Linked DNA regions of Mus musculus: region 2 is linked to region 1. The links are chromatin loops, found by intact Hi-C in ENCODE. Cell type or tissue: left cerebral cortex. All regions are shown on one strand. Each heading gives the region's core, and the rest is flanking DNA. Links, peaks and the distances in the headings are about the cores only. Region 1 overlaps Cacna1g (calcium channel, voltage-dependent, T type, alpha 1G subunit). Region 2 overlaps Cacna1g (calcium channel, voltage-dependent, T type, alpha 1G subunit).

What was found. A loop is a pair of places that touch in the nucleus more often than their neighbours do. Peaks named below come from ENCODE experiments on the same cell type or tissue, not always from the same donor. Only the 100,000 strongest peaks of a DNase experiment are listed, where the experiment ranks them.
Region 2: a loop joins it to region 1, with 3 times the contacts of the local background. A loop is called at or near these places in 6 of 42 quality-filtered maps.

What each region holds. Positions count from the first base shown.
Region 1 is chr11:94,463,992-94,470,551 of GRCm38, forward strand. It overlaps Cacna1g (calcium channel, voltage-dependent, T type, alpha 1G subunit), which reads right to left. Exons shown (of 35, transcript NM_001177888.1): 2 at 2,125-2,236; 3 at 1,830-1,963; 4 at 1,408-1,505. Among named protein-coding and RNA genes, the nearest start is that of Cacna1g, 6.9 kb to the right of the region's middle. In left cerebral cortex, for the core only: no CTCF peak of the experiment used is centred there; DNase peaks (open chromatin) are centred at 2,579, 2,773, 3,479, 4,943 and 1 more place; H3K27ac peaks cover 1,475 bases.
Region 2 is chr11:94,410,210-94,416,769 of GRCm38, forward strand. Cacna1g (calcium channel, voltage-dependent, T type, alpha 1G subunit) reads right to left here. Exons shown (of 35, transcript NM_001177888.1): 30 at 6,417-6,495; 31 at 6,197-6,318; 32 at 5,534-5,890; 33 at 1,230-1,407; 34 at 822-991. Among named protein-coding and RNA genes, the nearest start is that of Abcc3, 20 kb to the left of the region's middle. In left cerebral cortex, for the core only: no CTCF peak of the experiment used is centred there; DNase peaks (open chromatin) are centred at 2,620, 3,044, 3,527 and 4,016; H3K27ac peaks cover 1,650 bases.

The DNA of each region.
Region 1 (6,560 bases), core at 1,706-5,705:
AGAGAAAGGCTAGAGGCAGACAAGAAGACCAGCATGTAACCAGGTTTCTGAGCCCACTCCTAGCCCCTAAGCCCTGCATCTGTGTTCTCTGTGTCTGTTTCCTGCTGGGTCCAGATCTTGAAGTCAGGGTCTGAAGAGACATAACTCTATCTTTGGGGGAATATTTCCTCCCTCCAGGGTCAAGGCCACTACATACTCCCAGCCCCAGATAAAAGCCCTATTAGGGACCCACTCACCTTCCTCCCTCCAGGTCCAAGACCCAAACATTTGAACTAGCCTTCAGAAAACCCAGAGCTTCTAAGCTCTTGTCAAACTAATGGATCTCCAGTGGTCCATTTGACCCCCAAAGTGCCCTGGGTGGGCCCTGTTCTCTCTAGGGCAAAGGTTCTAAACACCAGCACACCAGCAAATGATTAACCTTCCTGATGGCTACAGCCACCTTGCTGTAGTCGGTCCTAATCCTTTTCAGTTCTTCACCCCCCCCCCCATCAGCTCCTCAGCGCTCCAACTGAGATCAATTCCTCAGGGCTTGCATTAAGGGAATTACAGCAGTGGTTAGTCTGAGGTCTATAAATCTAGTAGCTGTCACCTGGGAGAGGAGGCCAGCCACGCCCCTCTTCTGGATCTCCACCTTAGCACCAAACATCACTGTCCCACCCCAGACTCACTCAGCTGTTCTGCCCTCCCAGAGATAACTGCATCTCTCTCTCTCTTTCTCTCTCTCTCTCTCTCTCTCTCTCTCTCTCTCACACACACACACACACACACACACACACACACACACACACACACACGGCTACTGCAGCATCAGGCATAAAGTCAGGCACGATATCCCCTCCTGAGGACCCAGTGGGGACCATCTGCAATCGTGTATAGGTTGAAGAATTGCAAAGGGGGCCTGCAAAGGAGGAGGGGCAGAACGGCAAAGGAGCTGGAGCTGCCAAACCTTTGTTGGCTCCAGAAACCAATGCGGTTTAATTTAGATAATGGTCCCAGCAGTCACTGCAAGAGTTGGAAAGGGGTGGGGGGTGGGGGTGGGGACGGGGGAATACAACCAGGGCCAGAGGGTAAGGCGTGGAGTAGCCTTGTCTTGAGAGAGGGCCACTAGCACTTTGTATCCCCTTCTGTGGGTCTGACACTTGCTCCACTGGTCCCCACCCACCTTTATTCCCCTAGGAAGGGGTCGTCTAAGGTATTTCTAAGATTCTGTCTAAAGCCTGGCTGAAAAGAGTGGGATGGAGATTTTCCCAGGTAGCTTTGCTAGTGATACCACCAGAGCTAGGGGCTCTGACTGGGTCCCTACTGAACCCTTCTCTGTCTCAGCTTCAAATGGTCAGGTCATGATGCCTGTGCCACATTTCCTCTGAGGGCCCTCTGTCCAGGGGTGAGGGCTAAGGGGTCACTCACTGGGCACCCGGTTAATGGCCCTGAGCGGTCGCAGCACACGGACTGTCCTGACTGCGGAGAAGCTGACATTCTGCAGGTCCAGCGAGTACTCCAGCATCCTGTGGGGAGGGGCCGGGAAGGAGGCCCTTTGAGTTTGAGGCCAACTCCATGTGAAAGAGGCCAGGGAAGACTCCTGCTGTGAGGTGACAGAGTGACCCAGGACTCTCCCCTCTCCTCTACCAAGGGAGGCTGAAGATCAGCTCTCTGTCTAGCGGGCAGGGACACCTCCCACCAAGCAATGACAGTCTCCTCCGACTCAAAAGGAAGATGGTGAGATTCAGAGGACAGGCCCGAGCACTGGAAGCAGGCAGCCTGGGCTGAATGGACAACCAAAGAGGCAGGAGATCTGCCCACTACTCTCCCACCCTAGCCCAAGCCCTCACCCAGCAATGACGATAAAAAAGTCAAGCCGGTTCCAAGTGTCTCCCAGGTAACATTTCTTCCCAAAGATACCCAAAGCGACCATCTTCACCACCATTTCCACAGCAAAGAAGGCAAAGATGAAGTCGTCGAAGGCCTGACGTAGAAAGGAGGGGCTGAAGAAACTGAGGGACTGGGGGACACCCACACACACCCCACCTGGAACCCACCAGTTGGATCTGGTAGAACAGAGTTCAGGGTACTAAGATCCAAGAACCACTAACACACACACACACACACACACACACACACACTCACCTGCAGGATCCGGCAGCGTTGGGAGTCACAGGCAATGTCCTCACACGGCCTGAACATACCCAGAGTCACACAGTTGAGGAGAATAACCAGCATGCTGACTCGCTCGAACCACGTATCAGGTGTCAAGGAAACAGCTATCCAGAGCCAGGGCTGATGGGAGCCTCTCCTGGCATCCCGAATGCTTGCTACCTGTCTATTAACCACCATCACCACCACCACCACCACCCACTCCCACCCTGAGAGACTTCGATCCCATCTTCCTCCTTTGTAAGGTAGAGAAAGCCATGACTACCCTGGCTATTTGCACAAGCCATGTAGGGAATAGCATCGATTGTGCGTGTGGAAATGCCAGGCTCCACGAGTTTGCTGTGAATCTCATCCTCCTCGCTCACCGGATAGATGTGAGAAGCAAGTGAGATAATGTATGCGAATGTGTTACACAAACCTACAGTCGGATTAAGCCTGCCTTACAGTTTACCACGCACTTTCGCACAATGCCACGACGTTGCTCACAACAGCCCCGTGAAGCATCCAAGGTGGATCATTCTATTCCCCACCCACCCACCCCACCCCACTCCACCCCACCCCCGAAACCCAAGGACAGCAAGACCCAGAGAGCTGAAGCCAAGTCATGTGCCAGAGTTGCTCAAGACGCCAGGATGAGACTGAGGCTTCCAAGCTTGTGGCCTACTCTGTCGCCTTCCTTCCCTGCACTACACATACACAAGCCTACATCGTCAACCCCCTCCTTACCCCTGACACTTCAGAGGAGCCCCAAGCTCTCTCTCCAACTGCCAGCTCCCTGTCTTCTCAAAGTCCTCAGCCTGTAGTCACCATGTCCATGCCTTTCAGATCAAAACTGCTCTCCAAGCCAGGGCCTGCACTGGGGACAAGCTTCAGCTCTGCGGAGTGGACATCAGTGCCATACGTGAGGCCAGACTGCCACCATATTTCTTGTACCTTCTAAACCCAAGCCGCTAGGAGCAGAGGGAATTCTTTCTCCATCCCGAGCCTTTCTACATAAGTTCTGTTGCGTGGTTGACCTTCAGCCCGTTGGCATGAAAATATACAAGATCCCCTCTGGATAAAGAAGGTTCCGGGCCCTGGACCCCTCAGATATACAACCAGACACCCTAGTTTCCTCGTGGAAAAACAGGAGTGAGACAGAAAGAGCAAAGAAACCAGAGACAAGTAGAGTCCAGAAAGAAGAAAGGGGTTGCAGCTGCCTGTCGTCTGCCCTGCCAATCCACTCAGGGCCTGGAGCCCATGGGCCTTTCCTGTCTTAGCCTTGCTTCTGGAGTGGTAATGCTTTCACCAGGCCTGAGGAGGTGATCAGGGAGGTTCAGAGGACCAGTCTCAGCCTCCCAGCTGGCCTTCCCCATCCCCCACCTCTGTGCTGAATCACCAACCCTGACTTCTCCCTCAGCCACTTTGAAGCCTTCCTCATTCTATCTAGCCAGGCTCTTTTCTCTGGGGTGCACATCACTATCACCACCCATGCCTAACACCCTAGAAGTCATAAGATGTTTCAGTTTCCCTAATATCCATCCCTTAAGAGAAAGAGACTATGGTGCACGCCTTTAATCCCAGCACCTAAGAGGTAGACGGATCTTGGAGTTCGAAGCCAGTCTGGTCTACAGAGTTAGTTCCAGGACAGCCAGGGCTGCACCCTGTCTCAAAAAAAAAAAAAAAAGTAAAAAAATGAAATATTATCCTAGGTTTAAAGTGGCTTAGTAGGTGAGAGGGGTAAATGAAAGTATTCCTACAGGGGCTGTTTGTTTTCCTGACTGTAGCGATGGATCTCTCTCCAGAATGGGGGTCAGCCAGAGGTCACTCTGGAAGAGGGGGGAAAGGGAGGAAGCCACCACTTGGAAAGGAAAGGACACAATTACCCTTAATAACTGGTCTGTTTTCCCCCAACCTAGCCCATTCTCCTCTGCAGGAGAGACAGGGCCTAGGAGGGGCCCTGGAGAACAATGTTGGGGGAGAAGGGCCCCAGGTATCTATTTGGACATCCAATGACAGTGGCCCTACCTGGTCAAGTCATCCATGTGCTTGGCTCTGTCACAGCGTTAACAGCAGCCACACTACAAAGCCCAGTGTCATATGCAGTCCAGAGCAAATGATCAGCAAGAATAAATGAATGAGCCACTGTGTCTATCAGTCACTCATCTGCCAATCTAGAAGCCAGATGTGCCTCCCCATTCATGATTTCCTGATGTTTCCCTGAACAGTGACAAATTCATGACAGTGATGTAAGGAGGAACAGACTTGACCTATGGAGGAACTTTGTCCCAGACACACTCAGTCTGGGGCCTCTGATAGTCAGAACCTGCCCCCAGACAACCCCATATCAGGCTCTTCACCAAAATCCCCTTCTCCGGACCCTTGGCAATCCAGCCTGCACCCAGGCATATCCCTTGCACTCTGGCTTCCCCTTCACTGTAGGTAGGTATAAAAGGACTGGCAAATCTAGAACAATCTGAATAGAGGAATATCTAAGGTATGTGTGTGTGTGTGTGGGGGGGGTCTTTCACCCTTTTCAGGGTGGGGCTTGTTTCCTTGGCAACACGGCACTATGTCACTGTGTGATGTTCTTCTGTTGCCATAACAACAGAAGAATGTGTCACCAGGTGGTGTGGATTTGTTGCCATGGAAACTGAAGAGACACCCCTCCCCACCCCCTTACACATTCTTTCCCCTTGCCCAGACTGCTCTCTTGTCCTTATGCAAGGAAAAAGAAGCAGGGAGACCCACAGGTTATCAGGTTGGGGGGGGGGGAACCATGTGACAGATCCCCATGGTAACCAAGGGAACGGGGGACACTGGTTGCCATAGTGACTATGAGAGACCTGTGCGGTCACATGTCTACTGTTGCTATGGTGACTGTCCGGGCTGGAGTGGATCCCAAAGGGTGGGAGCAGGAGAGGGGAGGATCTTTCTTCTCCCCATAACCCACCATCAAAAGCAGAGAAAGCGAGAACAGCAGAAGCAGACCTCTCTACCATCCCTCCCCCCTTCTCTCTTTCCTGGGAGAGGGAAATAGAGCATGCTATATCCACAAATGAGTCTTCTCCATAGGTTTTTATCTAGATAGGGCTTTTGCCTAGATTATTGGCAACTAGAGATCTAAGGCCCTGGGCCCAGGGTGTGAACCCAGACAGCAAGCAGGCCTTCTAGCTGCCTCTCTCCCTCCCAGAAGTCTGGAAATGTGAGACTAAGGAATACTGAGGAGGAAATTGGCCTGGAACCAGGAATTCTGGCCTTCTAATAAGAGTTGGGGGATGGGACACAGGTTCTTGCTCCACCCGTCCCAACAGGAGGTTGGTAGTCTATGGGAGCCAATGCTTCCTAGGGTGGAAGACAATGCAGGGATTTAGTTTGATGGCCTGTGCTCATTTATTTTTTCTTCAGAAAAGGGGAATCCCCAACAATGGCCCCGTCCTACTAACTACCCTGTTTCCCCATGCGCCCCCAGCTCCGGTGTGTGGGTGTGTGGGGAGAGAGGTTTCCAACTAAACTGAAAACTGAAGCCTGCCTGAAAGGCAGCCAGCCCCACCCAGAGACAGAGACAGGAGACAGAAGACACAGAGACACATGAGAGAGGGCCACTGGAATCTTTGGGAGGGGAAATAGGCCAGAAATCTGATTCAAACTCTGTGACTGGGGTATGTGTGTGTGTGAGTGTGTGTGTGTGTGTGTGTGTGTGTGTGTGCAGTGTGTCTGTCGCCGTCCCAGCTGAGGCAGGCTGGGCGGGGTGAGAGCTGGGGCGGGAACAGCAGAAGGGGGGCCAGGGTGGAGGGGTAATCCCAGGAATGGCTCCAACTGGCACTAGGGGTGATGGGGAGTCCCCCAGCAGTGGAACAGAGTACGTGCAGAGGAGTCCATATGACCCAGAAGAAAGAAGAATCTGGGACAGACTACCCAAGATCCTCTGCCCCCACCCCAGTTCCACTCAATTCTCTGCCTCAGCTCTTCTCCCCAGAATCTGCTCTGGATGGTCTAGGATTTGGAAATGGGACGAGGGGACATATGAGATTCAAACAACCCCCTTATGTGTGAGCTCTCTCTCTCTCAATCTCTCTCTGTCTCTCTCTCTCTGTCTCTCTCTCTGTCTCTCTCTGTCTGTCTGTCTGTCTCTCTCTCTCTCTCTCTCTCTCTCTCTCTCTCTCTCTCTCTCTCTCTCTCTCTCTCTCTCTCTCTCTCCTGAGGACCCAATGGAGAATCCTCTCTTGGGAAGACTTGGGGCACTGGGACAATGGCAAGGAAGATTACAGAAATTCCTAGGGCCTCCTCCCTTCTAGAGACACACACTTGGACACACACAGTGACGCACAGTTCCACACTCACATTCACTTCTGGAAGCCATTAGGACTCCTGTCTCTCAGGCCTACCCCCCCCCCCCGCCCCCTCCTCCCCTCAACTCCTGGCAGGCT
Region 2 (6,560 bases), core at 989-4,988, 54 kb before region 1:
AGAAAGAGCAAGGCAACGATTCCCTCGGCCTTGAATTCCCTTCCCAACGGCAAGCATCCCTTGCTCTGCTGAACATGGGTTTTCTGTGATGAGTACCTGCCAATCCACTTCAAGTAAAACTAACCCTTGTCTCCTCGGGGCTCCCTGCTATAATACACAAGCACCATGGGGCTCTAACCTGTGACTGCTGTGATCTGATAGCATGTGTGTCTCTGTCCTTACTGAGCTCAGAGAGCAGGAACTGTATCCCAGTGCCTAGCAGCAGGAAGCTGCTAGGGGAGTGGGTGTGGGAAGAGGGACCATGCCTGACCCCCACGAGCATGATGCTGACAGATATTCCTATATCTGTGATCAGGAGACACAGACATCAACACAAGGCACACAAGCATCATCTGGCTCTATAAGTCACTCTCTGGTTCATGGATGGTGGATCCCAGGCTTGGCCAGAAGTAAAGACACGTAAACCCTGCCTTACGTCCTTCAGTTTAGCCCAAAGTGTGGAAACTCTGGACCTGGGATTGGGAGCCTTGATACCTGGGTACCACCTCCAATGGATGTTGGTTGCCATGGCAACAACTGTACCTTGGCCCCTAGGCCTCCTCAGTGAAACAAGGTGTGTTCATGAGGTGGGGGGGTGGTGGTGGTGGTGGTAACTCCCAACTACTTCTCTTTTACCCAATACCGTGTTCCTAGTACCTAGAGCTGCTCTCTCATTGGCTGGAAGAATAAAAGTGTTGACTCTGGCCATTACCGACAGCACAGGAATTCCAATTGGAGAGTCTCACCCCAGGACCTAGGTCCAGCCCTTCACACTTGCTTACCTGGCGCCTGAGAGGCCTCTGAGCCAGAGGGGAGCGGCCAGGTGGGGGTAGTTTAGGGATGGCGCCCCAGGTGGGAGCCCCATGAGGCTGGAGCAGATAGTGTGCATCTTTGGGAAGCTGTAGGATGCAGCTGGTGTCTGCTGGTTGGGAGTGAACAGACAAGATGGAGCCTGTGGGGAAGGGACAGGGAGGGTTGAGTAGAGATAGTGTTTGATGCTTTCCTTCGGGTCCTCCTCCCCATCAGAGCCTTTACCCATCACTGCCCTAGGATGAGAGCTACCTCCTCTAGTCTGGGTATTTCCCTTTAGCTTAGGGTTTCTTCAAAATAAGAGACACTGCTTTTTGTTGGTCTTAGGCAAGGTCGTCTCTCCTCGTGTGAGCTAAGCTGTTTCACCCCAGACTTGGTACCTGACTGGGCTTTGGGGAGCCCCCAGCCCCTGTGTCCTAGGGATCTCTCGGCAGTGCTCCCATTGCGGCACATGTAGCTGTCATTGGGCAGAGAGTGTGTCCGGCTGACACCAGACTTCCTCACAGTCAGCAGGTCTGGTCCTAGGGGGACTGGCCCCTCCTCAGTGTGAGGTACCATCTGCAAGAGGATGAGAGGATGGGGTGAAGAGCATGCAGATGGGGTTTGGTAGCTGAGGAAAAGCTAGACAGCAGGAACTAAGCCCTCTCCCGCCAGACCCACAATCTCCTCCCACATACACCTACCCACACCCACCTCCACACCCTCCTAGGCCAAGGTAATGGGCATGAGCATGGAAGGAAATAGGAAGACATACAATGAGTCTCTACGTACAGGGAGGAAGGAGTGGAAAGGCCCCACCCTGAGAGCATGCCCACAGAATCACCCGTGAGCCTCTGGGCTGGGGATGGTGGAGGACCAGGAGGGGAGAAAAAAGAGAGCAGCCCCCAGAACTGCATGTGATCCTCTCAGAGAGTCTGAAAGTTACCCCAGGGATCAACAGGGGACAGGCCTGAGCTAGATCCATGCAGGTTAAATAACAGGTAAACACAAGGGAGATGTCCCATCGTATTCTGCGGATCTACTTTAATCACACAGAGACTCTAGAGGGTGGAGGTGGGTAGCAAGTCCTGGGCACTGGGAACTCAGTACTCCCTCAGGGGACAGACTGAGGTGGGAGTGGGTCTGGGAAACCTGTTTTAAAGAAAGGAAATGATCAGCCCAGGACCCCAGAAGAAGAAACCAAGGCTAGATCCCAAAGAGTCTCTCTCCCTCTTTAGAATCCTTTTCGCTAGGCTACTCTGTCTCAAGGAGGCTGAAAAGCCCCTCCCCGCCCATGGGCTCAGCTGGTCTCAGTCCCAGCAAGTGGAAGATGGCAAGGCTGAGTAGAGCCTGAGTCTTTCCCTTCTATTCTCAATCCCAGGACCTACTCCTTCCAACTGGCCACATCCTCTAGAGCCCCTCCCAGACTTTGATCAAGATCCTGCCTCAGCTGACCCAGCTCTCACCAGTAGGCAATGGGTGAGAGGAGGGGGGCTGCTCACTGTCGTGGGAGAGGGGGCAGGGGGAAACTGAGGAAAGGTAGGAAGGTCAAAGTACCAAAGCCCCAGGAGCTTGTTGAGGACAGGACACAAAGACACACAGGGACAGCAAAAGGAAACAGGAACAGTTCCCCAGGGGGAAAGGCATGGTGGTGACAGCAAAGATATGGGTCTCACCCAGGACACTAGTGAGTCTCATGAGAGAGAGGCAGGAGGAGGGAGCAGGGAGGGAGGGTTGGCTGGTACAGGGCTCCAAACACAGAAGCTGACTCCCAAGCTACTTCTGTTTTGGGCTATCATTCCTGGAATAACCCTGTCACCACGGCTGCTCATGTGACCCCTCTGAGCAGGGTCTTGGTTTTTATCTTATCTAATTCCTTTATTACCCGCAGGGGGTACAAGGAAAAAATTCATGCCAGCAAAGGCTGGGGCACTTTGTGCCCACAAGTGAACGCCTCTGGGCAGGACCTGGGCACAGAGTGGGAGGAAGACCTGGAGCCCTGCAGCCAGCCGAACCCAGGCTGGGGGAGCAGCAAGGGATGTGTGCATGTACATTGCTCTCCAGGGCACTAAGTAAGAGTGTGTGAGTGTCATCAGGCAAAGAGTCATCCGTCAGAGCTAGAGAGCAGGACGGTTCAGACACAATCTCTGACGTCAGAGACAGAGCCTCCATCTCAGCTAGAGGGATCTAGACAGGAGAGAGATGAGCAGGCGTGAGAAACCAGGACACACACTGGGCACACTCGCAGCCCCCACTTCCCCTTTTCCACAAAGCGGGGAAGAAGGCATTCCATTTCACTCCCCGCCCCTTGCCCAATATACCCACGGCCCCTCCCCTCTCCCACTTCAACCCCCTGTGCTGATCAGAGAGTCTGCAGCAGGCACCAAAGAGACAGAGCAAACACTGGCAAAGCAGAGAGACCAAGAGACGCAGAAACACATTCTAAAGATACCCCAGGCATCTTAGCAGCCCCCTCCCACACTACCAGCACCCGGGGAGAGAGCGGAGGAGAGGGCTTCTACTCTCATAAAGATGATACCAAACAAACAAAATAAAAAGAAGAAAGGCCAGCAAAGCCCTGTCTCCTCTCTGCAGACAGAGCAGCATGGCAGCGGGGGATGGGGGGGGGCACGCTGGGGACAATGCCACCAGTCTGACGGCTGTTTTCTGCCTATTCTCTTCGCTTCCAAAAGCCTAGCAGGACTTGGCTTGCCCCCAGATTCTGGCTTCTCCCCTCATGGGCCCTCCTCCGCCTGACTGCAACCTGCTTCCCCCTCTCCAACGTGGGCCTTAAGGAGGTGCTCTCCCAGCCAGTGTGAAGGGGGCACACTCTGGTCACCACATCATCTAGCTGGCTCACCTAGGAGCTTCAGCACCTGCAAGATATCGAGGGTGGGGTGAGTGGTGTTTGGGTGAGTGGGCTGTTCTAATCAGTGTCCTATCCTATCCCCCCTCCCTCCACTTTTCCTATGGGCTTAGCTTAGAATGGGGGGGGGCAGAAGGGGGAAGACTAGCTACATTCCCTTTCTAGGTCAGTGCCAGGTCTGAGACTGGATTCTAACAAGAGGCACGGGTCCTTACCATGTGAAAATCACTGTCGATTGCCTACCAGGCTAAAGACTGCCTAGGAACCTGTGAGCCTACCCCTTCTCCCATCAGGTGGTGTGTCACTAGGCTTCAGATGTAGTCCACACCCAGCTCCTGACCTGGAGTGGGGGTGGGAGATTGAGGGAGTATTGAGCCAATGGGAGGAGAGCAGGGCTGGAGGAACCAAGAAAGCAACAGCTCAGGGTAAGCTGCGTGTGGTGTGCCCAGAAGGAGGAGTACCCTAGGTGCTCCGGGAAGGAATTGCATCTGGTGAGGAAACCAAGCCCTGCTTCACATTTATGCCCCAGAATTCACTTCTATTCCCTCAGGATAGAAAACTGCCTATGACAGCCCTCATCACATCCAGTGGACTTTGTACTCAAAAAGCCACTAGAGGAGTGTGGATAGGTAACTGGACACTACAGAAGAATCAGACTAGCTAAAACAGGTACCTCTAAGGGTTCCATGGCCACTTGCACTAACCTCTGCAGATCTTCTTATCTGGACCTGATACCTAGCCTTCTTTACCCCCCAAGTCCCACTGTCCCATCTCTGCTCTGTTCCAGCCCCTCCTCCATCCCCCTCTCTCTCCCTTGATAGGATGATTTCCCTACTTTCCAGAGCCTGGACTACCCTCCCCACTGTCTCCTGCCAGGTGCAGTGTGCAATTATGTGGCTCTACAGGCCTCTCTTTTTCTAGATACTCAGTGGGCAAGCCACACACCCCCAGCCACCCCAGAAGCACAGCACAGCATGGCACAACTCGGCAGGGTCAGAGGAAGGAGCACGTGACAGGGTACAATAACCTGTGGGTCGGAGTCGCCCGGGCTGGGGGCGGAAGGGAAGGCAGAGGGCTGGCCCCCTGGGCCTGCCAGCTCGTCCATCAGCTTCAGCTCCCCCTCCAGGGAGCCCTGGATCAGCAGGGAGATGGTGTCAAACAGCTGTCTGTCCTGGGAGGACCAGCCCAAAAGGGGAGCCGGGAGAGTCAAGGGAGCAGGGATCAGAGGGGTAACAATGAGAAGTATCAGGGCCAGGGGATTGTTGGAAAGGGGTTGAAAGAATAGAAGTGGAGCCCATGTGACGCACACACACAAACACACACACACACATACACACACACACACACAGAGCAACAGAGAGATGAGAGAGGAGAATGGGGGAGGTGCAGGAGGAAGGAGAGGTGGGGGATGAGAATAGTCAGAGTCCAAAGGGGAGAGGGAGAGAGAGATAAAGAGACAAGGAAAGGGTAGGGAGATGGAAGGTAAGAGCATGGAGGAAAGAGGTTTGACAATCGGGTAAGGGTGAAAAAGAAACAAGAAGGAAACAGAGAACTTAGCCTTGAACCTAGGAGCCTAGACGGGGAAGCCACACCAGGCTAGAGGAGCTAGTAAGACTGCCACCGCACTGCTAGAGGGCGGTCGGCCATATACAGAGAATATGGGCAGTCATTCTGGGAGGGGCACTTGGCAGCTAGCTCCTTCAACGTCGAGGTAAGAGGGGCAGGAAGATGGAGAAGCCCCTGCCCTGCTGGGCTCCTGTATGACCCCACTGAGCTGCTGTTTGCCCTCCCTACCCCTCTCCTGTCCCGTGGCCCTTTAGAAGGGACGCTGTTGCTCACCGTGGGGTGCTCAAGGGAGAAGCCTGAAGAGGCTGCTCCAATGTGGGCCGTGGTGTGTGGAGCCCCAGGCTTAGGGCTGTCAGGGCTATTGACACCTTCCACCCCAGGCCAGAGGAAGGGGCTGCCCAGCGGGGAGTGGGGCTGCGGGCTGAGTGTCTTCATCTCTAGCTCCAGCTCCGCCTCCAACTCCGCCTCCTCCTTGGCCTCTTTGTTGCTCTCTTCCAGGTGCTTCATCAGCACGGCTATGACCACGTTGACCAGCACAAACTGGGCCGTCAGCACGAAGGACACGAAGTAGATGGGTGAGATGACGGTGTTGTAGCAGGTGGACTCCTGGTCACAGTCCCGGAGGGTGTCCTGTGGGAGGTGTTGAGGGCAGAGGCATGAGGGTGAGGAGGGCAGCCGATGAGTGGTCATGGGATAGCAGAGTGCGGAGGGAGAAGGCCCTGGGTAAGCATGAACATCAGAGTCCTGGTGCTGTGAGGTATGAGTGAATCAGAGCATGTCCCGGGGAGAGAGAGAATCCAGCGTGTTCTGACATGGGTAACAAGGGGGTATGCTTTTATTCATGGCTAAAACATCCTCTCCTAGACTCTTACATCAGAGGTTGGGTGTCCTCCCTGTTATTCCAGCAGCTCTGGCAAGGGGTTCCCAGGTTCTCACCTTCATAATACCATTCCAGTTGTCACCAGTGGAGACTCGGAAGAGGGTCAGAAAGGCCATACCAAAGTTCCTAAAGGTGGCATGCCGGCCCAAGCCCTCACAAGGGTGTGTCTCATCACACTCTGGGGGGAAAGAGGGGAAAGGGGAAAACCAAGTTAGTCTTATGATCCCTCTTGATCTCCATCCCTGGCTCCTCCACCATCCCCAAACCTCAACTCACCCAGGTCTCCAAAGAGCTCCACGCCCAGAGCTGCAAAGATGAAAAATAATAGCATGAAGAGAAGTCCCAGGTTCCCCACCTGGAGAAGAGGAAAAGAAACGGAAAAGACGCTGCTGGCTCTCCAGCCGGCTTCCCTGAGGCCCC